Linked DNA regions of Homo sapiens: region 1 is linked to region 2. Evidence: read pairs that join two places in POLR2A ChIA-PET (ENCODE). Cell type or tissue: OCI-LY7. All regions are shown on one strand. Each heading gives the region's core, and the rest is flanking DNA. Links, peaks and the distances in the headings are about the cores only.

Region 1 (8,000 bases), core at 1-8,000, 320 kb after region 2:
AACAAAAGATGAACATTTATAAAGCTTAATTGCTTGTTTCTAGAGTGTACTAACTTTTTGCTGAAGAAATTTTTGAGTGGTGGAGAGAGATTAATTTTGATAGGCTACCTTCCTCCCTTTCTCCCTTCCCCAGTGCTTCCTCATTTCCAGAACGGAGTAACTCCACTTTGTGTTAGAATGACATTTCTTACTGCAGATAGTGCTCTTCAACCTTTGTATTGTATGACCTAGGGTAGAGATTTTATTTTATTGAGTCAATGCATTTAAATAGATAACATGCACAAATAAATAGAGAGCAATGTGTAAGGACTGTAAAACTAGTACAAGTGAAGTTGGGATTCATTTTGGAAGGATTAAGTCAATCTCTTCAAAATCGATAAGTATTACTCTTATCAGTAAATTTTTTGTTTATTGTAATAATAGTAAGTCAGTGAAGAATGGCATATATAGGTGAAAATTAACCATAATCCTGTCCCAATGTAAGGGTATCCCTCTAAGGATATGTGAGGGAGTCGTGAGAGGAGGCCGAAATCCATATTCAGCTTGCCAGGCTGTGTATCCTAGACCATGGTTGGGTCTGCCTAGAGAAGGGGCACCTTGTTCTAATTCTTGCAAAGGCAGGATCAGTTTGGAGAGCTCTGTGCCTCTGGGGATATGTCTGCCAGGAAGGATTCTTTTTTTAATTCTCTTGAAGGGACTGTATGGGCTTGCTGCCAGATGTCATCATACCTCAGAGATACTATTAACATTCTGGTATATATGTTACTGAATTGTGTATAACATTTTTTTTAAAACAAAAGGATCATAAAGTGTTGTTTTATATTCTGAGTATATTGTGGGCATCTTTCCATGTTACTAAAGATTTTTAGACAGGTTTCCCTATATTCACCCTTTTCATGTACATTTTTGCACATTTATTTCCTTGGTATATATTTATACCGATGGGATTTCTAGGCCATTCATATGTACTTTTTACATTTTGAAAACTTGTTTTCATGTGCTTTCCAGGAAGTTTCTAACAATTTATACTCCCAACGGTATGTAGTGGTGTCTCATACCTTCATCAGCACTGAGGCTATTTTTACCTGTGTTATCTCTTTTAAAACCTTACATTTTTGGGGCCGGGCGCGGTGGCTCACACCTGTAATCCCAGCACTTTGGGAGGCTGAGGTGGGTGGATCACTTGAGGGCAGGAGTTCAAGACCAGCCTGGCCAACATGGTGAAACCCTGTCTCTACTAAAAATGAAAAAAAAAAAAATTAGCCGGGTGTGGTGGCACCTGCCTGTAATCACAGCTACTTGGGAGGCTGAGGCAGGAGAATTGCATGAACCCAGGAGGTGGAGGTTGCAGTGAGCTGAGATCGCACCACTGCACTCCAGCCTGGGCGACAAAGCAAGTCTCCATCTCAAAAAAAAAAACCTTACAGTTTTTGGTAACAGCTTTTTTTTTTTTTTTTTTTTTTTTAAGAAAAACAGCCTTTTGTCATTTTGCAAATTTTTTTTCTAGTTGTCTTTTTGACTTTTTTTAATCAAATTTTATGTAGGTGGTGGGAGAAAAAGATTATGTATTTGTTGTAGGGGGTGGAAGGAAAAAAAATCACATCTTTTTTGACCTTGTAAAGTTGCTAGGACTCCTGGTGTGTCTACCCCCAGGATTTTATCATTCATTTAAGATGTTTCCTGGTTTTATTTTTACACATTTAAGTCTTTAGTATGTTTGTCTCATTTTGATCTAAGGTTCCTCTCCAAGTGCATTGGATACATTAAAAAGCACACATATTTAAAAGGTAGTTTTGCTATTTACATTTTGGATAAAGTGAAAATGTTGCAAGTTACATTGCATTGCCTTATTTAAAACAGCTACGTAAAGATTTTGAGTGGCCGCTTTACTGTGTATTTGGCTAATATCTTACAGGTGGTTACAGCAGTTTCAAAATGCTTATATACACATAAGTTACTTCATGTGATTTTCACAGTAACGTAAAGCCAACTAGTTGGGTGATCCAAGTGTACTTAGCACTGGTTTTCAAGCTGAAAAGTAAGTATAAGTCAGCAATAAATAGTTGCCATTTATGAATACACAGGACAAAGAAAATTGAGCACCTAGTGGCTGATGTTTGCAAAATATTAAATAACTTAAGTTCATTGAATACAATTAGAGTCAAATTAATGAAGCTTAGAGATCTAGTGTTATTTAAACTACTAGTAGTGGGCCAAGTGTTGCCATTAACATTTTTTTAATGATGAAATAGAATAGTAAAAATATGTTTATTTTACCTAATAGGTTCATTCTAGCTTTAAAAAAAGTGTTGTTTCATGAAGCTTTTGTGTATTTTGCATATATAGATACCCCAGTGTAAACTGTATTTGTTACTTTGGCTCATAGTCCAAAAACTCTTGAAAGCCACTAATCTAGCCCAGTGCCTTCATTTCATAGGTGGCAAAATTAAACCTATGGGTCATCTGATTTGCCAAAATTCACTCAGGGAGTTAGTGATAAAATCCTTGGGGCTTCAGACTCCAAGGCCAGAGATTTTTTAAAAAACAAACCAGGCGGGACATGGTGGCTCATGCCTGTAATCCCAGCACTTTGGGAGACTGAGGCGGGCGGATCACCTGAAGTCAGAGTTCGAGACCAGCCTGGCCAACATGGCGAAATCCGTCTTTACTTAAAGTACAAAAATTAGCCCGGCATGGTGGCGGGTGCCTGTAATCCCAACTACTCTGGAGGCTGAGGCAGGAGAATTGCTTGAACCCGGGAGGTGGAGGTTACAGTGAGCCAAGATCGCGCCACTGCACTCCAGCCTGAGCGACAAGCTCAGGACTCCACCTCCAAAAAAAAAAAAAAGAAAAGAAAAACCAACTATGCCATGATGTGTTGTCATTTAATAACATCTACTTGTGAGCTTCTTTGGGGTTCATTATCTTTATTAAGGTGGTCTGTCAGTAAATGCTTTGTATTAATATTAACTTAAAACTCAAGTCAGTGATTTCCAAGCCTAGTCAGAATTCTGGACCAAAACTGTTAGCACCTATATTTTGTTTGTGTGCCTTTTCTTTTACTATAGTTCCATGAAGTGCCATTTTCTCAGTCACTTCTGGGTCATGGCTCAGTAATTGTTCTGCTTTGGAGATCAGGCTTCATCCCATCTGGGGCATCTGACAGTAGGGGAGAAGGCAGATGTGTTTGTTTTCCATTGTCTGTCACATAATTTTTGTAAGATGGTGTTCTTTGTCCTGTGGAGTGTGCCATTAACCCATTTATGCTGGAGGTTGCAATTTTTAAAATTTTTGCAATGAGACCTTGGCAAGGACATTGAGCAGTAGGATATAACTCCCACATGCTTAGCGTTCCAGTAATGGAACACAGGCATAAATGGAAGCTTTACAAACTTTACAAAAATGTGCATCACTGGGAAAGTAACAGGACTTGCCTTACCCTGTGTGCAGGCTATAAACGCAGGCCAATGGTACATGTGGTGACAGCAGCAGAAGAGAAGGGCAGGTACTGAGCCATTATCTAGCAGGAGAAAGTACTTCCTGGATTGTCCAGGAAGTAGTCCTGTGGTGGGAGGGAGAGAAAGGGTAAGTGTATGTGTTGTGTTACAATACCATTGTAATTATGGTAGTACGAGTGCTTTAAGATTATTAAAGAGCCTCTCCCCACCCCTGATGTAATTCGATTTCTTTGAAATTGACTTTTGGATTTATATCTATACAATTAAACTAGTTGTATTAAAAGAAGTCTTAAAAGCCCTCCTGTCTATAGTAACAACTTTTCCATGATTTTATCATCATTTGATTAAGGACCAGTCATTTAACACTGATTGTGAAATAGGAGGAAACACCCATTTAACCTTGAAAGATAAATTTAATTATTTTCTAATTTTGCATTCATTCTGTTGGTTTTGAAGAAAAGTCACCTGTAATCTTTAACCACTTAATATAACCACTATTAACATTTTATGTCTTTTTCCTATGTATAAATAAGTTTTTAAAACATACCTAAATACCTGATCTTATCATTTAACATTTAAGGAGAATGGTCTTTATTCCTCTGCCTTTTTCCTAAATGTTGATGTGCTGGAGGTGTCCTTGGGTCTGTCACCTTTATGGTGACCATACATACTTCCTGTTGAATTTATCTAGTCTGGTGGCTTAGTTACTATCTCTGTTGGGACTCCCAAAGCTGCATATCTAATCATACAATTTTGTTTTGTTTTGTTTTTTGAGATAGAGTTTCGCTCTTGTTGCCCAGGCTGGAGTGCAATGGTGCGATATCGGCTCACCGCAACCTCTGCCTCCCGGATTCAAGCGATTCTCCTGCCTCAGCCTCCCAAGTAGCTGGGATTACAGGCATGCGCTACCATGCCTAGCTAATTTTTGTATTTTTAGCTGAGATAGGGTTTTTTTCCATGTTGGTCAGGCTGATCTCAAACTCCTGACCTCAGGTGATCCACATGCCTTGGCCTCCCAAAGTACTGGGATTACAGGCGTGAGCCACCGCGCCCGGCCTCATGAGTTTTTAATGTTCTTATAACCACCTGCCTATCAGAAATCTCCAGTTGGATGTTTCATAGGTTATCTGTTCATATAAATCTGTGTTGTTCTCAAGGGCTCCTTAGCACGACATACAAACTCTTTAAAATCTCAGTGGCTTACTTCTCTCCTGTCATCTCTCTCTACCATTCCACATAGTTATTTCCTACTCCTTCTGGGCTGTTTCCTAGCTTCTGGGCCTCTCATCCCCTTATTCCATGTTGGTCTGGCTGATCAGATGTCAGCTTTGATAGTCTGATACCCAGAAAACATCTTTGAACTCCTCTTTGCATTAAGGCCAGGTGCAGTGGCTCTTGCCTGTAATCCCAGCACTTTGGGAAGCCGAAGTGGGCGGATCACTTGTGGCCAGGAGTTAGAAATCAGCCTGGGCAACATGGTGAAACCCTGTCACTACTAAAAATACAAAAAATTAGCCAGGTGTGGTGGCGTAGTGAATTTTTGCAATCAGACTTTGATAATGACCTGTAGTTGCAACTATTCGGGAGGCTGAGGTGGGAGGATCACCTGAGTCCAGGAGGTCGAGGCTACAATGAGCTGTAATTGTGCCACTGCATTCCAGCCTAGGTGATAGAGTTAGCCTATCTAAAAAAAAGTTAAGACTCAACAAAATAAAATAAAACCTTTTTCTATCATAGCATTTATAACTTTATATATTGTTGTCATTGCCTATTTACTAGACTATAATCTTATTCTTGTCTTATTCCTCTTTGATTCTCTAACCCCTGGCCTGTCCTAGCACTTGCTAGGAATGTAATACAAACTGGTTGAATGAGCAGTACTATGAATGTTTCCATGAAGTTAGTCTTCTGCAGTATTGTTTTTAATGGCTTCACAGTGTTTGACGGTATTGGTGTACCCATAGTATAATTGTCCCCTCAATTTTGGGGCATTTTCCTTTTTCTTTTGTTAGAGTACTGATGGGTTTTCATGGAAGTTCAGTGTTCAAAAGAAGCTTAGTGATTATTCCACTTAACTTTCTTATTGGAGACTCAGCTGGGTTTGTGACATGCCTGGATCACGCATCTGATAATAGTGACAGAACCAGGGCAAAATTTTATTTAGGTTTGCTTCCTGCTTTATTGCTCTTTTCAGCTTCTTATACTGCTTTTATGAGACCCTCATAAAGTCTTTTTTTCTTTTACCTGCTCTCAAATTTAATGGGAGTTTATTTAATAGTGCCCTTCTTCCCTTATGGGGTGCTATTACTAATAATATTTCGGAAAATTTTTTTTAACATAATAACCTCCCACATACCTGTTTAAACTTTGTTACTGAGTCATTTGTGGAGCTAGCTCTTATTTGTGACTTCTTAGGATTTTGCTGGTGCTGTGGGTAAGATATGACTTTGGAAGTGACCTTCCTGCAAGGCATGGGGTACTTTTCTTTTGGTTTTTGCATGTTGGCAGTATCTGGCTCATAAAAAGTGGCCTTTTACATACTCATACTCCTGCTCCCACTCCCTAGCTCTCTAACCATTCCTTTCCTAGTTCCTTCTTGTTTGCTCTTCCTGTCTTCTAAGTGTTTGTGATGGTTAATATTATTGAGTGTCAACTTGATTGGGTTGAAGGATAGAAAGTATTGATCCTGGGTGTGTCTGTGAGGGTGTTGCCAAAGGAGATTAACATTTAAGTCAGTGGGCTGGGAAAGGCAGACCCACTCTTAATTGGGTGGGCACTGTCTAATCAGCTGCCAGCAAATATAAAGCTGGCAGAAAAACGTGAAAAGGAGAGACTGGCCCTAGCCTCCTAGCCTACATCTTTCTCCCGTGCTGGATGCTTCCTACCCTCAAACATTAGACTCCATGTTCTTTGGTTTTGGGACTCAGACTGGCTCTCCTTGTTCCTCAAGGAGATATATACATATTATTAGTTCTGTCCCTCTAGGCCCTGACTAATGCAATGTATGTATCTCAGGTGCTGTCTTTGGCCTTGTTTTCTCTTCTTCTTTCCTGGCAATGTCATATAACAACTGCAAAGATCATTACAGATTTTACTTCTTGGTTGACATCTCTCTCAGGTTCCAGGCCCCTGTTTATTGTCAGTTGCTTTCTGCATATCCCACAAATCTAAGAGTGTGAGGCTTAGATGTCTTAACTAACTTTCATACCAGATAACGTCATCTGGTAAATAGCTCGTTTCCCTTCCTTCCCTGAGGTTCTGTATTGCTCCTATTTTTGCAGTTTTAAAAAACAGCTTCACTATCCTGTCGTCTAGGCTCCAGACTTAGCCAAATTGTGCCGGTGCTATTCAATAACATCGCTTGAACCTCTTGAATCTTTGTGGCCCATATCCCCATTACTAGTACTACAATTATTTTAGGAATTAATTTTCTTTGACTTGTTTACCATTTTCTCTTTATCCCCATCAAGACACACGTTCAGAGGACATCTGAGATGCTCATTTTTCCTAGCTTCATAATCCTAGCCACCCGTACCAAATTTCATTAACACTCCCACCAACCTTGTCCTCATTTTATCAGGATCTGGTAGTGCCTTTTCTTTTTTCTTTTCTTTTCTTTTTTTCTTTTTTTGTTTTTCAGATGGAGTTTCGCTCTTGTTGCCAAGGCTGGAGTGCAATGGCACAATCTTGGCTCACTGCAACCTCCGCCTCCCAGGTTTAAGTGATTCTCCTGTCTTAGCCTCCCGAGTAGCTGGAATTACAGGCACATGTCACCATGCCTGGCAATTTTTGTATTTTTAGTAGAGATGGGATTTCATCATATTGGTCAGGCTGATCTCGAACTCTTGACCTCAGGTGATCTGTCTGCCTCAGCCTCCCAAAGTGCTGGGATTACAGATGTGAGCCACTGTGCCTGACCAGCGCATGCCTTTTCTTATAAACTCTGTGATTTAAAAACTTGAAGCACCAGATGAAGATCTTTGTAATTGTTTCACAGTTGTTCCAGCTTCAAATAGACGATTGGCTTTCCAGCTTTTATCTGCTGCGTTAAAACACACACACACACACACACACACACACACACACACACACACACCCCTGTAGTGTTGTTGACCCTGGGGAAAGTGGGTCTTAACTACTGGTGCATCTCCAGTAAGATCCAAAGAATCAGTGAGAATCATTGTGACTTAAGCAATGTAGCCCACTGCTGTCGGGTTATTTCTAAGGCAGCAGCTTTGATCATATTACCTTCTGTACCCCAAAACTGTGTTTGGGTCCCTACTGCTTCCAGAAAGTTTAGGTAAGTTCCAGAGAGTCTGGCATTCCAGGTTTATTGTATGTGGGCGTGGAGCTGTTTCCAACCCTAAGTAACCCATCGTTTCCCACCTTGCCCACACCCCATTATGCACCCTATGTTGTAGCTACACGGATGTATCTAAGACCCTTAGTCTGGAACCCCTGTCTGTTCCTTCCCCAATCTCTTCGTTCTGTGCACACGAATTCTTCCTTATTTCACAGACCTAGCTTCAGTGCTGGCTCTGC
Region 2 (17,417 bases), core at 5,456-13,455:
GTGTGTGTGTGTTTGCAATTCTCCAGTCAGCACTCTCCAGTAGATTTTTCTGTGATGTGGAAAATGCTTTGTATCTTCACTGTCCAAAACAGTAGCCACTAGCCATGTGTGGATATTGAAAACTTGAAATACAGCTAATGTGACCAAAGAGCTGAAGTTTAATTTTATTTAATTTTAATTAAATGTAAAAAACCACACATGGCTAATGACTACAGCATTAGTGCAGCTTCAGTAAAAGAACCTGGACTCCTTTTTAGCAGTAGCTTATTTCAGGACTTGGGCAGGGAAAATATGAGATGAGTCTGGAGCATCTTGGGGTCTCAAAAAGTAAGAAAGTGCTAAAAAATAATGGGGATATGTAAAAAGGACATTGAAGCCAATGTAAAGGGACTTCAAATTACCAAATCTGGAACAATTTGAGCTTCAGAATAAATAATAATAGTGGATTAAAACTTATAGAATAAAATAAATATAAGCGAATACTGGTACAAATAAACAATTAAAAACTCAAATACTTGGTAGGGAGAAAGGACTGATTTTTCCTATAGTAGAATTCTAGTTAATGAATGTAGGAGGAATGATGGAAATGAAAATCAACATTGGCAAACATCACAATAATAAGTGGGTGAGGGGACAATTCAAAAAATCATCTATGGATGCTAAGTGAGCATAAGTGTGGTGACAAGATGTCTGATAGATGCCACCTTAATTGAGTGATCAAAGTTAACATCACCAATAATGAGACATCCAGTACTTCCCAATAGGATGCATTGAGAAGGACACCAAGATACATAACCTCAACCTAATCATGAGTAAACATCAGACAAACTCAGATTAAGGAATACACTACAAAATAACTGGCCAATACTGGCAAGATCACGGGGCAAAGAAGGAAAACTAATGAACTGTCTCAGGATGGAGAGGAATAAGAAGACATGACAACTAAATGCACTATGGGATCCTGTATTGTGTCCTAGATCAAAAAAGGACATTGGTGAAATTTGAGTAAGGGCTACAGATTTCAGTAATTCTGCTGTGGTTCTACAAAACGTTAACATTTGTTGATGAGTATACAGAAACTATTATTTTAACAGCTTTTTTGAATATCTGAAATTATTTCAAAATAAGGTTTTTAAAATTGCCTGTACCTTGTGCATTCAACCCAGGTCTGTTTTCTGAGTTTCAGATTAATATGTCTACTTTGATGAATCACATTGCAAACTTAACACATTTAAAACTGAAGTACAGGGAGGCTGAGGCAGGAGAATGGCGTAAAACCGGGAGGCGGAGCTTGCGGGGAGCCGAGATTGCGCCACTGCACTCCAGCCTGGGCGACAGAGTGAGACTCTGTCTCAAAAACTGAAGTACTGATTCTCATGTCTATCCAACTCCTCCCCCAAAGTCTTAGCAAATGTTTAATTCCGCTCAGTATGTTTTTCATCTCTAGATTTTTCCATTTTTATTGTCTTCTGTGTCTGGATGGATCATATGGAATATAATTATAACTTTTAAATGTCTTTGTCTGCTAGTTCTGTCTTCTTTGTCATTTCTGATTCTGTTTCTATTGATTTTTCTTTTCATTATGGATCATAATTTCTTAGTTCCTTGCATTCCTGGTTATTTTCTGTTGCATGCCAGACATTGTGAAGTTGCTGGATATTTTAATATTTCTATGAATGTACTTGAGCTTTGTTCGGCACTTGGTTAAGTTACTTAGAAACAGTTTGATCCTTTTGTGGTTTACTTTTAACTTTTGTTAAACAGACAAGCACAGTCTTTACTGGAGGGCTTATGTTTTCCTACTATTAAGGCAGTACCCATGAATTACCAGGTTTTCTACTGTGGCTGATGGTACCTCTTGCTAGCCATGTGTGGGTTTTAGGAACTATTGCCTCTATTCTTTTCAAATGGTTCTTTCCCCAGCCTCAGATGATTTCCTCATATATACACGTATCAATACTCAGCTGAATACTCAGTGGGGATTCTTGTAGCTCCCTGGAGGTTTTTCTTTCTCTGTGCAACTTTCTTCCCTTTAGTACTCTGCCCTGGGGTCCCTAGTCACTTTGACCTCCTCCTGCTGACAGCTTTGCCTCTTCTTCTCAGAGAAACCATTTAGCTGTAAGCTGGGGCAGTTGGAGGGCTCACCTGTCCTTCACTGCTGATTTTGTTCAATTCGTTTTGGGTGGAGAGTAAATCTAGTTCCTGTTACTCCATCTTACCTGGATGTAGAAGTTAAAATTTTCTTTTAGTTTAAAAAAAAATCCAAAGAAAAGAATCAGATCAGTCTTATTCTGAACTGTTTATAATATTTTCTTACCTTTGTAAATTTTAGATACTATATTGTAAATGCTTTATATGTCACATATAAATAAAATATCAAATTCCTTATTGAGGTTATTTTCAACATTTGTTTTCTGCCCATCCATGATTTATGATATGAAATTGCTTACTTACAGATTGGAAGAACAGTGCTATGCTAGGTAATTAGAAAAATAATATTTCCAAATATATGTAATGAATAACCTATATTTAATAATATTACTTAAGTTTTGCAGAAAACTCAATTTTTAACTGTTTTATATTTAAAAATTAAGAGTACTGATGATTTCTGTAGGGTGCACTTCTGGTTTATGGGCATCCGTGTTTTGGTTTGTGGGTATTCTTATCGTTTCATAAGTTTTTTATAAGTCAGTACTGCATTTTCCTCTGCTTTTTTTTATACCTCATAAAATAGAAAATTGGATTTCTGTCATTAAGGTTTCTCATAATTGGTGTTTATGTGAGATAAATGTGGTATTACAAGGACAGTAATATTGTATTTGGGGGCACAGTGGGAATGTAGAAGGGCACTGGACTTCAGTAACAAAATTAAAAAGTAGAAGTTGAGTCTTGGCCAGCTTCTTACAAGTTACGCTACCTCTTTGAGCCTTACCTTGTAACTTCCTCACATAACCTGTGAGCCTTACTTCTTTTAAATGGCATAATTCTCTTCTCAAAGGCAGTTGTGAGAATTAGGTGCATTTTGTGAAAGTGCATAGTAAACTGCAAATGCCGTGTCAGATATCATTTTGAGGTTTAGCCTGAGAAGGGTAAGTTTTAAGCAGTATGTACAGTGGGAAAATCTGACTGTACCTCAACCCAACATTAAAACCCAGAATTATCTTGGCTTGTGTTTTCTTTGGCTAGTTTCAAAATTTCTTTCTTTATTTTTTTATGCTCAGCTATAATAGAAATGAGTCGTATTATCATTTCTGTCTTTACTCTGCAGTATACCAATAGCACTTCACTCACATCTGTGACCTGTGGGTTGTGGAGAGAAATAAGGATGTACTCAACAGCTTGCATCTTTCAACAAAGAATACTTTTCAGCAACACTCATGAGTTTCTCTTAGGCATTAGAAAATGCAGACCCTTAGACATTAAACTAAACTCATAAACTCAGTAATATTTAGTGAGAAAATTGGAGGAACAAATCACTAAAGTTAGATTCTGTGTTCTCTGTAAATGCCAACAACTGTGAGCCATGGAGTAGATTAGATGACCTTGGTTTTTATGGTCTAAAACATTTTCTACAGAATGGTGCTTACTGAGGAGCTGTTTACTGAGAATTGGAATAAAAGGCTGCAGAATTGTGTGAAGCTTGCCCTATATTTATGAATCAGATTTTTAAGTGGAAGCTGCAGTTGTTTCCTTGTTTGTCATTCATGCTTTAGCAGAGGATATGATGCCATAGAGCTGGCTTGGTTTGTAGCTTCTCATTTAGGGTTTGCACCACTTTCTTTTCCTTTTTAGAGGCCACAGCAGTTTTGATGTATTATCAAACCGCAAAATGTACCTTGTTGGGTATTTAGCAGAAGGAAATGTGTTGACTGTTACACATCCCTTATCTACAGTGCTTGAGACTGTTTTGAATTTCTTATTCTTATTTTTTTTTTGAGTATTTGCATTATATATACTTGCCCATTAAGCATCCCAAATCCAAAAAGCCCAAATTTGAAATGCTGCAGTGAGCATTTCCTTGGAGCATCATGTCAGTGCTCAGAAAGTTTTGAATTTTGGAGGACTTTGGATTTTTGAATTTGGAATGCTCAGTCTGTGTTTGATAGTTTCATTAGTGATTGTGGCATTCCTGTTTAGTCTCATTTTGAAAATACAGCATAAATTTAAAAATGCATACATACATATGTCCATACATATTACTACCTATTCCATATAGGTAGTATATAGCCATACAACTGCAGACACATGGAAAACAATTCTTAACCTTTTGAATGTATTAGTTTGTGTTTAAAGATAATGTTTTATCTTGTTTAACTGGAATCTAATATGTTAAATCTCTTTTATTCTACCTTAGCATCAAGGCATGCCATGGGTTGCCTCTCATAAATGGCCAAAGCTGTGACCCTTATGCAACAGTTTCTCTAGTGGGCCCTTCTAGGTAATATTTATTGAATTATTATTAGGTTTTAAAGTTTTGATGTTTGATTTAAAAATTTAAAAAGTAAGATTCTACGAGCAAATGATAAATAGCTATTTATAACACACAGTAATAAATGCTTTGAAAGAAAAATCTTTAGTGAGTTCTATTATACACTTGTCAATAACAAAGCCCTCTTTTTACAGACAGAAATTGGTACCCCATTTTAAATCTGCCATGCTCTTAGGCTTTAAGGAACAACTTCAGTTTTATACTAGTACAATGTAGTACTTTAAAACATAAACTTGACTTTTCATGCATCAGCATTCCTACTTTTCAAATATCCTGAATTTTATGCATGTAAAATCCTGTTTTAATGAATGCCAGTTCAGAATAACAAGACAATTTATATATTTTTATCTGGAAGGCAGCTCAGGACTGAAAATTGCCTTTTCTACTCATGAAATCTGTCCTCTACAGAGAGAATTCCAACTGTAGAAAAACTGCTGAAGTACTAGAGCATGGCAAAGTGTACCATATCATTGATTTAAATGATTTATAATAATTTGTGAAAAAACCTATAGCACTTTGTAATACGGTGTGTTATATGACTTCATTATGATTTCTTTAAGGAACTGACACATCTGAAATATGTCTACAACTTGAAGGTTTAGAATCAGGAAGCAAGAAACACAGTATTCCCTCTACACACACATACATGCATACATACACACCCCTTTTCCCCATCCCCAGAATCTCTAGTTATTCTTACTTTGTAGAAAATCACTACTAAGTCACTTTGAAAAATGTATTTATGTATGTATGTAAAGTACCTAGTACCATGCCGGTATTTATTAGGTGCTCAAACAATAGTATGCTATTAGCAGATACTCAGTCGTATGACATTAAATGCTATTAGAGAGATTTATTTTTGTGTGTTAAAAATGTTCAATCTAGTGGAGCTATTTTTGTTTTTTTTAATAATCTCTACCTGACAAATTATTTGGTAACATACAGTTAGAGACAATTTGGCATATGAATTTGTGTTTTAAAAAGTCTGGCCAGGCGCAGGTGGCTCACGCCTGTAATCCCAGCACTTTGGGAGGCCGAGGCGGGTGGATTACCTGAGGTCAGGAGTTCGAGATCAGCCTGACCAACAAGGAGAAACCCCGTCTCTACTAAAAATACAGAATTAGCTGGGTGTGGTGGCTCATGCCTGTAATCCCAGCTACTCGGGAGGCTGAGGCAGGAGAATCGCTTGAACCCTGAGGCGAAGGTTATGGTGAACCGAGATTGTGCCATTGCACTCCATCCAGCCTGGGCAACGAGCAAAACTCCATCTCAAAAAACTAAAAAATAAAAAGTCACTGTTGGTTTTGCTATTGTACTGTAGTTGTGTAAGATGTTAACACTGGGAGAGGCTGGGTAAAAACACAAGATTTCCTTATGCGTTTTTTGTGACCTCCTCTGAATCTATAATTAAATTAAAAGATTTTTTTAAGAAGTCTCTATTATACCTGAAGCCCAAGAAGTAAGCTGAGTTAAGAATGTTTTTCAAGTTCCTTGGGTATTTTTCAACATAGATGAAGGTGCTCTAAATCTTATTGTCTTCCTTCTATTTATTCTGAGTTGCTTATAGAATAGAATGTGTTTTTAAAACCCCTGAAAAAGGTTGGCAATCTAGTGTGTCCGTAGAGAGAATAATACAATCTTGGCACATAGGGGATGCCTAAAGCTTATATATTCTTTGATTTGAGTTTATAAGGACAGTTACTTTTTTCCAAGCAATATTTAAAACTGAATCTTCCCTGAGTCACCTTAACTTTTAAATGGAGGTCAGGCTCCCTGGTTGGAAATAGCATGTTTTATAATTGTGTACTGTTAAGTTCTACAAGGTAAAACTCTACCACATTGGAACAGGAATGACCAAAAGAAGACAAAAGTAAAGAAGAAAACAAGCAATCCGCAGTTTAATGAAATCTTTTATTTTGAGGTAATTTTTTGTTTTACGTAAATGTTAACATTAAATATGTAATATTTAATGCTAGTTGATTTCTTTTTTCAAACCACAGTCATAGTAATCATTTTATCAATTAATGCAGATAAGCATTTCTCTCCTGAAAGCAGTAGAACCATGGTGTGATGCAATGGATGCCCAATATATAAAATGAATAAAGGCAGAGCTCTAATTTGGGAGCAGGAAGGGCCAGGGCCATACCCACTCCCCAGTCATCCTCACTATTCATGCCCTTCCTTTGCACCCTCCCTTACCCTACCCAGCTCCCTACCTAACACATAGTGGCCACAGGATTCTTCTGCAGGGTACCCTTTGACAGTCACTAGTGAAGTAAGTGTAATTATCACTCAAGAAATCTGAGTTCCAGTCAAGTTGACTGAAAGAGTCACTAAATGTGACTCAAGTTTCTTATCCTGTGAAAGAATAATCGGAAGGGAAACTAGCAGCACTACCTGACTCAGAGTTTTTGTAAGACCCAAAGCATGTGAGAATCCTTTGAGACCATAAAATACTTTATGATTACAGCTTTATTATTACTTTTTTTTTTAAGCCTAATTCATTCTGTGGACGCCTGCTTATCTTCATAGACAGCTTCAGCTGCCTTGAAGTTGTCCCAAATACAGTTTGGACAAAAGCTTTGGAGTGCTTTTCTTTGGAGCATTTGTTAAAGAAATCCTTTTTCATATTATTTGCAAACTACAGAAAAAAAAAATCAAACTCTCAAAAAGATTGTATTCTAATAAAGCATGTTGCAGTTCATATCAACGTGTAGGGAAGGTTTGAAAAAAGGAGTTACATTTTGTGCCTTTTCTTCTGTGTGTATTTTTCTTGGTATTTCACAGTGGAGAGAATAACGGTACCTCTAGTCATGCCTGATTGCTGTACTTTAATAAAGGAACACAGGCCGAAGAAAATGCCAAAAGTGAAGCAGGAAGAATTGTGGAGGGGGAAGCAAGGGAGAAAAAAAAAACAAAAGAAAAAGTACCAATGTGAGACTTTTCCATTTCCTGGCTAAGGACTTGGTGCAGTTGTTCTACGTTTATTAATGGCGGTTGCATCTAACCTGGAGAAAACAAAGAAGGCAGCAATGTAAAGGGCCGCTGACTAAAGGCACTCACACTCCCCATTAGCCCACATACCTTAAACCTCAGCTGGATGGAATCTACTCTGCTTCATGGATCCTTACAGTCAGCAGATGACCTTTTAAAAGTAGAAGGCCTGACCTGCCTGCTGTAGCAGGAGTACTTGTTAGGCCTTGCAACATTCATTCAGAGGGCCTTTAGTTGGTTATAAAGATAGATACATTTCCATCTCTGTCCTTTAACTGAAGCAAGGAACACAAAGCAGACATATGTATGCATATACACAACAGTAAAATGCAGTAGATATTGGGGAGGTCAGATGAACTCTGCTCCATTAAAGGCTTGAAGAAATATTGGATTTTCTAAGATTGAGGAAAGAGAGTATTAGAGATGACGAACATTTTGAGCAGAGGCACAGAGACAGAAAAGCAGAAAGTTATGTCCAAAGTACAGTGAGTACTGATTTTACTGGGCTTGTGTAAGGAAATAATGGAAACTAAGATTAGAAAGGTAGAGTAAGACCAGCTGATGAAAGGCCTTGAGTGCCTAGTTATGGTGCTTAAGTAAATGATTTTGAGCCTATAAGTTATGAGTAAAACAGTGTTTGGGAAGGAATTAACTATGATCTGAGGTCCAGGTGGCTTAGGGAGAAAGAACAAAGCTGGGGAGACTGTTGTACTTTAGGTGTAAGAAAAATGGGGAGGGGATGGGGTATCTTTCAAGAGAGTGCTATGGAAATAGAGAGGAAGAGGCAGATAAAAGAGAGAATGCAAAGGGCAAGGTAACAAATTGGTTATAGAAAAAAAGAGAAAGGAAGTAGTTGAATGCTGCCCCCAAGGTTCCAAATCTGGAAAAATAGAAGAGTAGGGAAGAAGGAAAATAAAAGTGGCTTAGTTTGGAGCATAATTAGCTTGAGGGCTGACATTTTAAATCCTCCAGTAGGGAGTTTATGACTGAAACTTAATATGAGTGATAGTTATTGACCAACACTCAAGGTTTGTTTATATAAACAGCCAAGAAAGCCAAGAGAATAGAGGTATACAATACAGGAGAAAAGTGAAGAAACTAATTTCTGCGACTCAAGTATTTAACTTTCAGCATGTCATTTAATTTCTGTACTTCAGCTTCCTCATTTTTAAGTGAGGGTAATAAATCTAGCCCTGTCCGCCTCTGAGCAGCGTTCTGATGAACAAAGGAGATAATGCATGTGAAAGCACTTTGTAGATTGTACAGCACTGTGCAGCTCCAAGTTGTTTTTAGTGCAAAATAAAACATAAAATTTTGAAGAATAATTTATCTATAGATTCTGAAAAAGAAACAAAGACAGCAGCATAAGGTTGCCAAGGTAGTGCCCAGGTAAATTCTATAGAGTGTTTCTGGGAAAGGAGATACAGTTGTATGATCACTAAATTAAATAGGAGATCAAGGGAGGTAAGAACTGAGAATTTATCGTCAGATGTGGTGATGAAGAGAGATTTTAGGAGAGTGATCTGTGAGGAAGCCAAGATTATAAGGAGTTACTATAGTGAGTGGGTGGTGAGGAAGTACAAGCTGTAAGGATGGATTGCAGTTTTCAGATTTGTCTAAGAAAGGAAAGAGATAGGAAGACCATAATTTAAGGGGAGAATTTTTCTTAGACTTGAGTGAGATGAACAAGCTGGTATTATTTTGATTTTTTTTTTACACTACCTTATTCTTTTCTGCTACTTCCATAGTTGCTTTTATATTCAGCTATTGAGTAAAATATTACTTGGACATTTTCCTCTGCTTTTATCCACAATTGAATATTTTGCAGATGATCATTTTTAAGCTGTAGGAAAAATGTATTTTTTTAAAAAAAATTTTTACTAAAATATTTTGTTTACAGGTAACCAGATCCAGTAGTTACACCAGAAAGTCCCAGTTCCAGGTAGAAGAGGAGGACATTGAAAAGCTAGAAATCAGGTATGTGCCTTGGGGTTTTACAGAATTGCTTTTTTGTATACCAAAAGAAAATCCTAGATTCAACCAAAAAAAGTAAACCAACTTTAATAGAATTCTCTATAGCAAGTTGGTTGATGAAACTTAGAGGAATATGCAACTAATTTAAATCCAGATTATCTTTCCAAAGTCTGATTTGTTTGCAGAAATAGTCAAAGTGTATTAATTTTATAAACAAAGATGATCTAATTTTCATCTGTTTTATTGTATTGATTTTTAATTTTTCCCAAATTGTTCCTTACATTTCTGGATTATAGTGTAATGGATGGAAAGGAAGTTATATCTCAGCCAATTTAGAAATTTTTTTTTATTCTTCTTAACATATCTGCTGTCTAACAGAAATTTCAGTGAGGTAAGAAGATAATTCAACAGGTGCATGTGTTTGAAGTTTGTGCTGTTTCCTGGGTCTTAAATATCTATGCCCTTTGCGAAGGAAAAATCTTATAAATGCATGTGTAGGTGTGATGTTAACAGTGTGTTCATCTAGATGGTATATTAATCATGTGTTTGGAGTGATCAGGTAATGTATTTTTCTAATTTTTCTATATATATATTAATTGGTGGTAATCTAGAGAGAAACTGTAGTCTTATTGTAGTTTCTTTCTGTAGTCCTTATTGCTATAGGTTAAAATAAAGCCTCGACTTTCAAACTAAGACAGTTTAAGTGCCTTCTTTCAGACTATTTAAAATTACTTTCTGTGCTTTTTAAATAAAAGCTGCTGTAGTATTTTGCTTCTCTAGTCTGGATAGTGAGGTATGTATATGGTGTTGCTAACATCTTTTAAGCATGTAAAATTAATGCTGTAATACAGATCAAAGTAATTTGAAGCTGTTTTGTGGTGTGAACTCTCTTAAACATTGTTTGCAAAACATAAAGCCAGTTTTCAATTTTCAGGATCGACTTGTGGAACAATGGAAACCTAGTCCAAGATGTTTTCCTAGGTGAGATTAAGGTTCCTGTGAACGTATTAAGAACTGATTCCTCTCATCAAGCCTGGTAAGGGCCCAGCATTTTAGTGAACTCCATAGTTTAATTCTCTTTAGTACAGTATATATATGCAAATAAATGCTTACTCTGAACATATTTTAAATTTGCCATGTAATAAGCTAAACGTCATTAATATTGATATGTTCATTAATTCATTGTTGCAGAAGTAAATTGTAAGTTTTATGACTTGACCTGTGGTACTGAGATAAAAGAACTGAATCATCTAGGAATATTTTTCTGTTCAGAAGTGAAGACGACTCTTAAGGAGAAAAATGGGAAACATTTAAAACATTACATAAGAGTTGTTCATGTAAGAAAACGCTTGGTCACAAATCAGTGTCTGCATTTCAGAAGTTTTATTAGTGGTCATAGGAACTGTGGGTATTTGAAAGCAAAGGATTTTATTTAGGGGACTCAGTTGTTTATGGGAACTAACCACTGTTCTTCCTTCACCACACCCCATTGAAATGTACTGTAGATGGCCCTAATGTTACTTTTTGAATGTCTAAGGTCTTATGTTGTTGAGCTGGCACTTTTTAGGGCTCTTGGTTTTCAATAATGACTATAATATTATTTTAGTTTTCAGTGACTCTAATAATAACATTACACTGATGTTAAATTCAAATTAATGTTCAGACATTACATTGAGCTAGTTTCCTTAGCAGAATCAATGTGAAACTATTGTTTTTTTTCTGTCTATAGCACTTAAAAGCGTGTGTATCCTTTCAGTATGTTGCCCAGCATCTCTCTTGCTAGATTTTGGTTTCAACTGGGTATAAATGAACATGCCTTTCTCATTTGCCTTTTAAGGAGCACTTTTTGGATCTCAGTTTCTGCTGCCTCAAAGAGGAGTGTTTAGGTGTTTCTTATGGATATCAGTTTCATCTGTTCCTAAAAGAGCCTGCCTCTTCTGATTGGCCATCAGACATCTTCATTTTAGAGTCTTGTCCTAGAGCAGTTATCACTTGTAGACTGATATGGAGACTCTCAAAATTTTTACTTTATTTTTGCCTCTCTATAGTCCAAGGCAGATCTAAGATTTATTGGTCTTTATGTTGGCATTTTGTGTATTATAGTTTGTAAAATGCATCCACAGAGGGGGAAAAAAATCAAATGTAGTCACTATGAAAAATTGATGAAGATTTGGGACCTGTCATCCTCCCACTACACCATGTCTTCCACCTTCCATCAAATAGCATACATTTTAAAATGAAAATTTCTGAGCTCAGTTTGTCAAGTTTTTAAAATTATGTGCCAGACCACTCAGTACAGAAGAGAAAAACACGTTGTAGTGCCTCCGGGTCCCTCAAAATGAACTTGAAATGTGCCACATAATCTGTTTTTTAAGTAAGACTGTCTCCAGAGATGCCTTCCAAATTTGGCAAAACTTTGTGCAGCTTCCTTGGCAGTATGTAAGAACATTAACAAACTAATTTTATTTTTATAGATGTTTTTGGCCCATGATATTTTAAAGTAACCTGCCAGAAATATAAGTGCTGAAATTTATATAGCATGAAATAGGAACATCTGGTAATTCATATATAATTCCACAGTTGTAAGGAAACATAAAAATGTGAATGCCATTTCTTTTAAGTTGGAAATAAAACTCTTAACCTCCTCCATCAATTGTAGAGCCATAGCATCCCCTTGTGGGGTTGTTAGTAACTGCATGAAAACTCAAGAAAAGATTTATTTACCCTCAGGATTTCAGGCAAATTCTTTCTAATGTTGATGTTAAGAGAGTAATCATCAGTAATTTAATTCTGTTGTTTGAAAAGTCTCAAAATAGATTAATTTTTAAATTTGAAAGTAAGATTCAAATAATAGATAAAATGAATTACTGGGTTTTTCTTTTCAACAGAAGCACTTTATACATGATTTTAGACTAGATGAATATTTGATATGATTTAGCTTTCCAGTTTGTTAATTTTGACACCTTTTGTCCTCAAACTTTTTTTTGTGGGGGGGCGGTCTTACTTTTTTTGAGACAAAGCCTCACTCTGTTGTCCAAGCTGGAGTGCAGTGGCATGATCTCGGCTCACTGCAACCTCCACCTCCCGGGTTCAAGTGATTCTCCTGCCTCAGCCTCCCAAGTAGCTGGGACTTCAGGCACACACCACCATGCCGAGCTAATTTTTGTATTTTTAGTAGAGACGGGGTTTTAACTATGTTGGCCAGGCTGGTCTTGAACTCCTGACCTCGTGATCCGCCCACTTCGGCCTCCCAAAGTGCTGGGATTGTGAGCCATTGCGCCCAGCCTTTGGTCTCACATTTTTAACGTATCTGTTTAATATTTGAATTTAGAAAATATAACAAGTCTCCTGTCTTCAGTTAAAAAAAAAAAAAAAAGAAATAGGCCTGGCACGGTGGCTCAAGCCTGTAATCCCAGCACTTTGGGAGCGCAAGGCAGGCGGATCATGAGGTCAGGAGATCGAGACATCCTGGCTAACAATGGTGAAACCCCATCTCTACTAAAAATACAAAAAATTAGCTGGGCTTGGTAGTGGGCAACTGTAGTGCCAGCTACTCAGGAGCTGGCGCAGGAGAAATTGCGTGCACCTGGGAGCGGGAGCTTACAGTAAGCTGAGATCCACCACTGCACTCCAGCCTGGGAGACAGAGCGAGACTCCGTCTCAAAAAAAGAAAACAAAAAACAACAACAACACACAAAAAAAAACCAGAAATAACGTTAAACTTTTTTTTTTTATACGGAGTCTCGCTCTGTCTCCAGGCTGGAGTGCAGTAGCGCCATCTTGGCCCACTGCAATCTCCACCTCCCGAGTTTAAGCCATTCTCCTGCCTCAGCCTCCTGAGTAGCTGGGATGACAGGCATCCGCCACCACACCCAGCTAATTTTTGTATTTTTAGTAGAGATGGGGTTTCACCATGTTCACCAGGCTGGTCTTGATCTCCTGACCTCTTGATCCCCCCGCCTCGGCCTCCCAAAGTGCTGGGATTACAGGCGTGAGCCACCGCACCTGGCCCACGTTCAGTTATTAATAGAACTGCTTCTTTATTCTCTCATTTACATAGCATTATGTACAAATAATTGCACTTTGGGTTTGTCTACCTCAATTTTAATTACACAGACCCTATGGTTAGAATTGTTTAAATGCTGATTTTTTTCTGTTAAGGGACTGTCAAAACTGCTTACTCTTGAGAGCATAAGGATTGCTTTTATGCCTGTGAATGAAAAGTACATGTTTAGAGCAACTGAATGCTACTTTCAGTTAAAAATTTCTCTTTATTCCCTGTTTCTTTTTCTTTCAAACGGAAATATTTCATTCAAAAACTGACATATATATATATGAGTTTTTTGTTTTGTTTTCACTTAGAAATGCCAGATAGTCCTGAACTATTTAACAAATCTTGAGCCTTTTCTCTTTAGCTCTAATTCATACAGAATTATTTAATTCACAAGGATCCTTCAGGCAGTTTATTAAATTGAGCTTTTGTAATAATATTTTAAAATAATCACATTTATATAGTTATACAAATGACTATTGATAGTTATTCATATATTTAAGTGGTAATAGTTATACATCACATATATAAATGTTATATGTGTAACATTTACATAGTGATTACTGTGTGCCAGGAACTATTCTAAGTACTTTACTTATAATAACTTTTTTAGGGCTGTTGTAGGGTTTTAATGTGTTAAGACACTATTAATACTCCTTATTTGACAAATGAGGAAAAAGCACAGAGAAATTTAGCAACTTGTCTAAGGTCACACAGCTGGGATTTGAACCAAACTGTTTGACCCCAAAGTTTGTGCTTTTAACCAGTGTACTGTAAGTTTGAACTCTGGCATATTTCTGAATATATTTAAAACTCAAAAACATTCTTTTAAGCCATTAGCAAAGATTTGAGTGTCCCTTGCTTATAAAATATTATATAAAAGAGAATCAGAGAGTTCCCTACTCATTTAAAAAATGATCTTTTCAAGGGATGGGTAAAACAACAACATGTTGTGAAGTCTTTTTTTTTTTTTTTCAAGTAGACATAGATGAGATATTTTGTCTATGGGGATTTCTTATCCTGCAAAGAAAATCCAAGGAAACAAGTTTAGAAAGTATGGCAGGAGTGAACCCTTCTGGAGTTCTTAAGCATCCAAAAACAATGTATGCATAAAAATGAGTAATTGGTATAGCACTACCCTAATTCCTCTACATAGAACAATGCTATGTTAAGACTGTAGGCCTGGTAATTTTCAGTTATATGAGAGTAAAGAGGGATGTCATACCCCTCCCTCAGTTATTTGGAGCTAAAGGAAATAAAGTTGCGCTCTGAGCAAAATTTCTGTAGTAAAAACCAAAACAGAGTTTGTTTTGACTGTAGAGTTCAGAGACACTGTTTAAGATGGATAGGGATGGTCCCAGAGAGGCAGAACCAGTTGTAACTGAGTAAGCAGTAATACAAGTAATGTTAATCTACTGTGCATGGAAAACATTAGTTCAATAGGAGGAAAAGATTCATCTAGAGTAATAAAAAAGGATTCCAAAGAGGTAGGCATGGTACTGCCTATTCAAGCACAATTGAGGGGGTAGGGGATTCTGGTCCAGAAGAATTACTGTTTCCTTGGCAAGACTGTTGTCTTAGCTGAGAGATTCTTAAGGCTGCATAAAACTCCTTGTCATGCCTCTGTACTCACCACAACGCCTTTTGATAATTTGCCTTTCCAAATAGCCTACCAACAGGTAAAAAAATACAGTGAAAGATATAGATGAAAACCCTATGGTAAATGGTGATAATTGTTGTAACCAAGTGACAAGCACATGGGGGTGGTGGTAAGAAAGGGTGTTCATTATTACTATTATCACTCTTCTCCCTACTTTTGTAAGTGAGCATTTCTATAATAAAATGCATTGGTCACTTAACAATCCAGGTACTTATGCCACTTGACTATATTTCTTTTTCATAAATTTAATAATTGACCTGCTTTTAAGTATATCAGGCTCTGCACTCAGTCATTGCAATTCAGGTGCACCTTATTCTTTTTTTTTATTTTTTTGAGATGCAGTCTCTCTCTGTCGCCCAGGCTGGAGTGCAGTGGTGCAATCTTGGCTCAGTGCAACCTCCACCTCCTGGGTTCAAGCGATTCTCCTGCCTCAGCCTCCCAAGTAGCTGGGACTACAGGCCTGTGCCACCATGCCTGGCTAATTTTTGTATTTTGGTAGAGATGGGGTTTCACCATGTTGGCCAGCCTGGTCTCGAACTCCTGACCTCAGGTGATCCACCCGCCTTGGCCTCCCAAAGTGCTGGGATTACAGGCGGGAGCCACCACACTTGACCTTCAGGTTCACTTTAGATGTGCTGATAAAACGAGATGTCTGAATTTGCAAGGTTGCCGAACATGCCCTGGATTGTGAAAAATTGACCAAAGTATCAATTGTCAGGATGCTTGGTCATCAACCAGCTAAACTTCCTGATGTGGTTTGGCTGTGTCCCTACCCAAATCTCACCTTGAATTGTAATCATCCCCACATGTCAAGGGCAGGGCCAGGTGAAGATAATTGAATCATCGGGTGGTTTCAAATCCCCATACTGTTCTTGTGGTAGTGAATAAGTCTCATGAGATCTGATGGTTTTATAAATGGGAGTTCTCCTGCACAAGCTCTCTTGCCTGCCGCATGTAAGACGTCCCTTTACTCTTCTTTGTCTTCTGCCATGATTGCGAGGTCTCCCCAGCCGTGTGGAACTATGAGTCAATTAAACCTCTTTCCTTTATAAATTACCCAGCTTTGGGTATGTCTGTATTAGCAGCATAAGGACAGACTAAATACACTTCCCTTAGAGGTACTTCTGAGTCACCTTTGCTAACAGGCTTGTTTCTAATTATTTCATTGACCATATCTTTACATCACTATTTCTTAAATCAGACAGTAGATGTTCTGAAGGTTGATCTTCCTCTTTTGTGGGATAGTGATGTAATTTCTTCTTGTATTAACCATCCCTTCATCCTTTAAATTTGCCTTGGTTAATTCGCTAGTTGTCTTTTCTGTCTTTATCTTATCTTTCTCAAAGCTAATAAATGTTCTATTAAAGCCTTCCTCCTTCTATTTTTAAATGAATTAATATATTAGAGGAGGTCATAGCTGATAAATATATAAATTAAGTATTAAAACTACTATTTCTTTTATAAAAAGCATCTCAGCATTCCAGCTAAGTGAAGGAGGAGTGATAGAGTTATAAAATTATCATTTTGATGATTAATGGCTCTAAGCCGTGATCATCAGTGGCTGCTGATATTGCAAAAGGAGAAACAACCAGACATTTATGCCTCTTGGTAGAACTACACAGCATTATCAATGAAGCATTCTTGCCAGAACATCAAATCTGAATCTAACCAAGCCTCTAGATCTAACTACCAATATAGAGGAAATACAGAGAGGATGAAGGAATATGGTAAATGACATTGTGGAGGTAGAGATAAGAGTTAACACAATTCCAAAGGTGGAAAACTCTATAGGACCAACAGTGAGGAATCTATAAAAGAGACTTAAGAATGCTATTACCAATTCTAATCTATGGACCTTATTTGGATTCGAACAAACTGTAGAAAAACATTTATGATAAGTTTGGGGAAATTTGAATACTAAGTGAATAGTGATGACTTTTTAAAATTATATATGAAATTATACCTGGAAATTGCTTTAAAATAATAATGCAGGAACAGGATGGGAGAGTGAGTGAAGGTATGGCTGAAACAAGATCAGTCTTTTATTAAAAAAAAATCAGTGTATGTATTTTTAAATTTTGTTTGGCATTGCCTTTAGATAGAGAATAGAGAAGATGGCAGCTTTTTTCTCATGTTAGTTAGAAACTTCTAATTGCTTTCAAAAAGTGACCCAAGGCTTCAAAACCAAAGCATTCATTCACTCACTCTCTAGTCAATATCCATGGAATGTCTACTACTAAGCCCATGTG

Evidence for each region. Peaks named below come from ENCODE experiments on the same cell type or tissue, not always from the same donor. Only the 100,000 strongest peaks of a DNase experiment are listed, where the experiment ranks them.
Region 1: POLR2A ChIA-PET joins it to region 2 with 12 read pairs; 4 of 35 experiments call an interaction of 5 or more read pairs at or near these places.

The regions. Positions count from the first base shown.
Region 1 is chr3:141,878,371-141,886,370 of GRCh38, forward strand. All of the region lies in intron 1 of ATP1B3 (ATPase Na+/K+ transporting subunit beta 3), which reads left to right. Among named protein-coding and RNA genes, the nearest start is that of ATP1B3, 5.7 kb to the left of the region's middle. In OCI-LY7, for the core only: CTCF peaks have their summits at 2,085 and 2,291; a DNase peak (open chromatin) is centred at 3,551; H3K4me3 peaks cover 2,230 bases; H3K27ac peaks cover 563 bases.
Region 2 is chr3:141,549,503-141,566,919 of GRCh38, forward strand. It overlaps RASA2 (RAS p21 protein activator 2), which reads left to right. Exons shown (of 24, transcript NM_006506.5): 6 at 4,355-4,438; 7 at 6,338-6,410; 8 at 9,384-9,460; 9 at 10,392-10,493. Among named protein-coding and RNA genes, the nearest start is that of RASA2-IT1, 33 kb to the left of the region's middle. In OCI-LY7, for the core only: CTCF peaks have their summits at 12,129 and 12,330; a DNase peak (open chromatin) is centred at 12,129.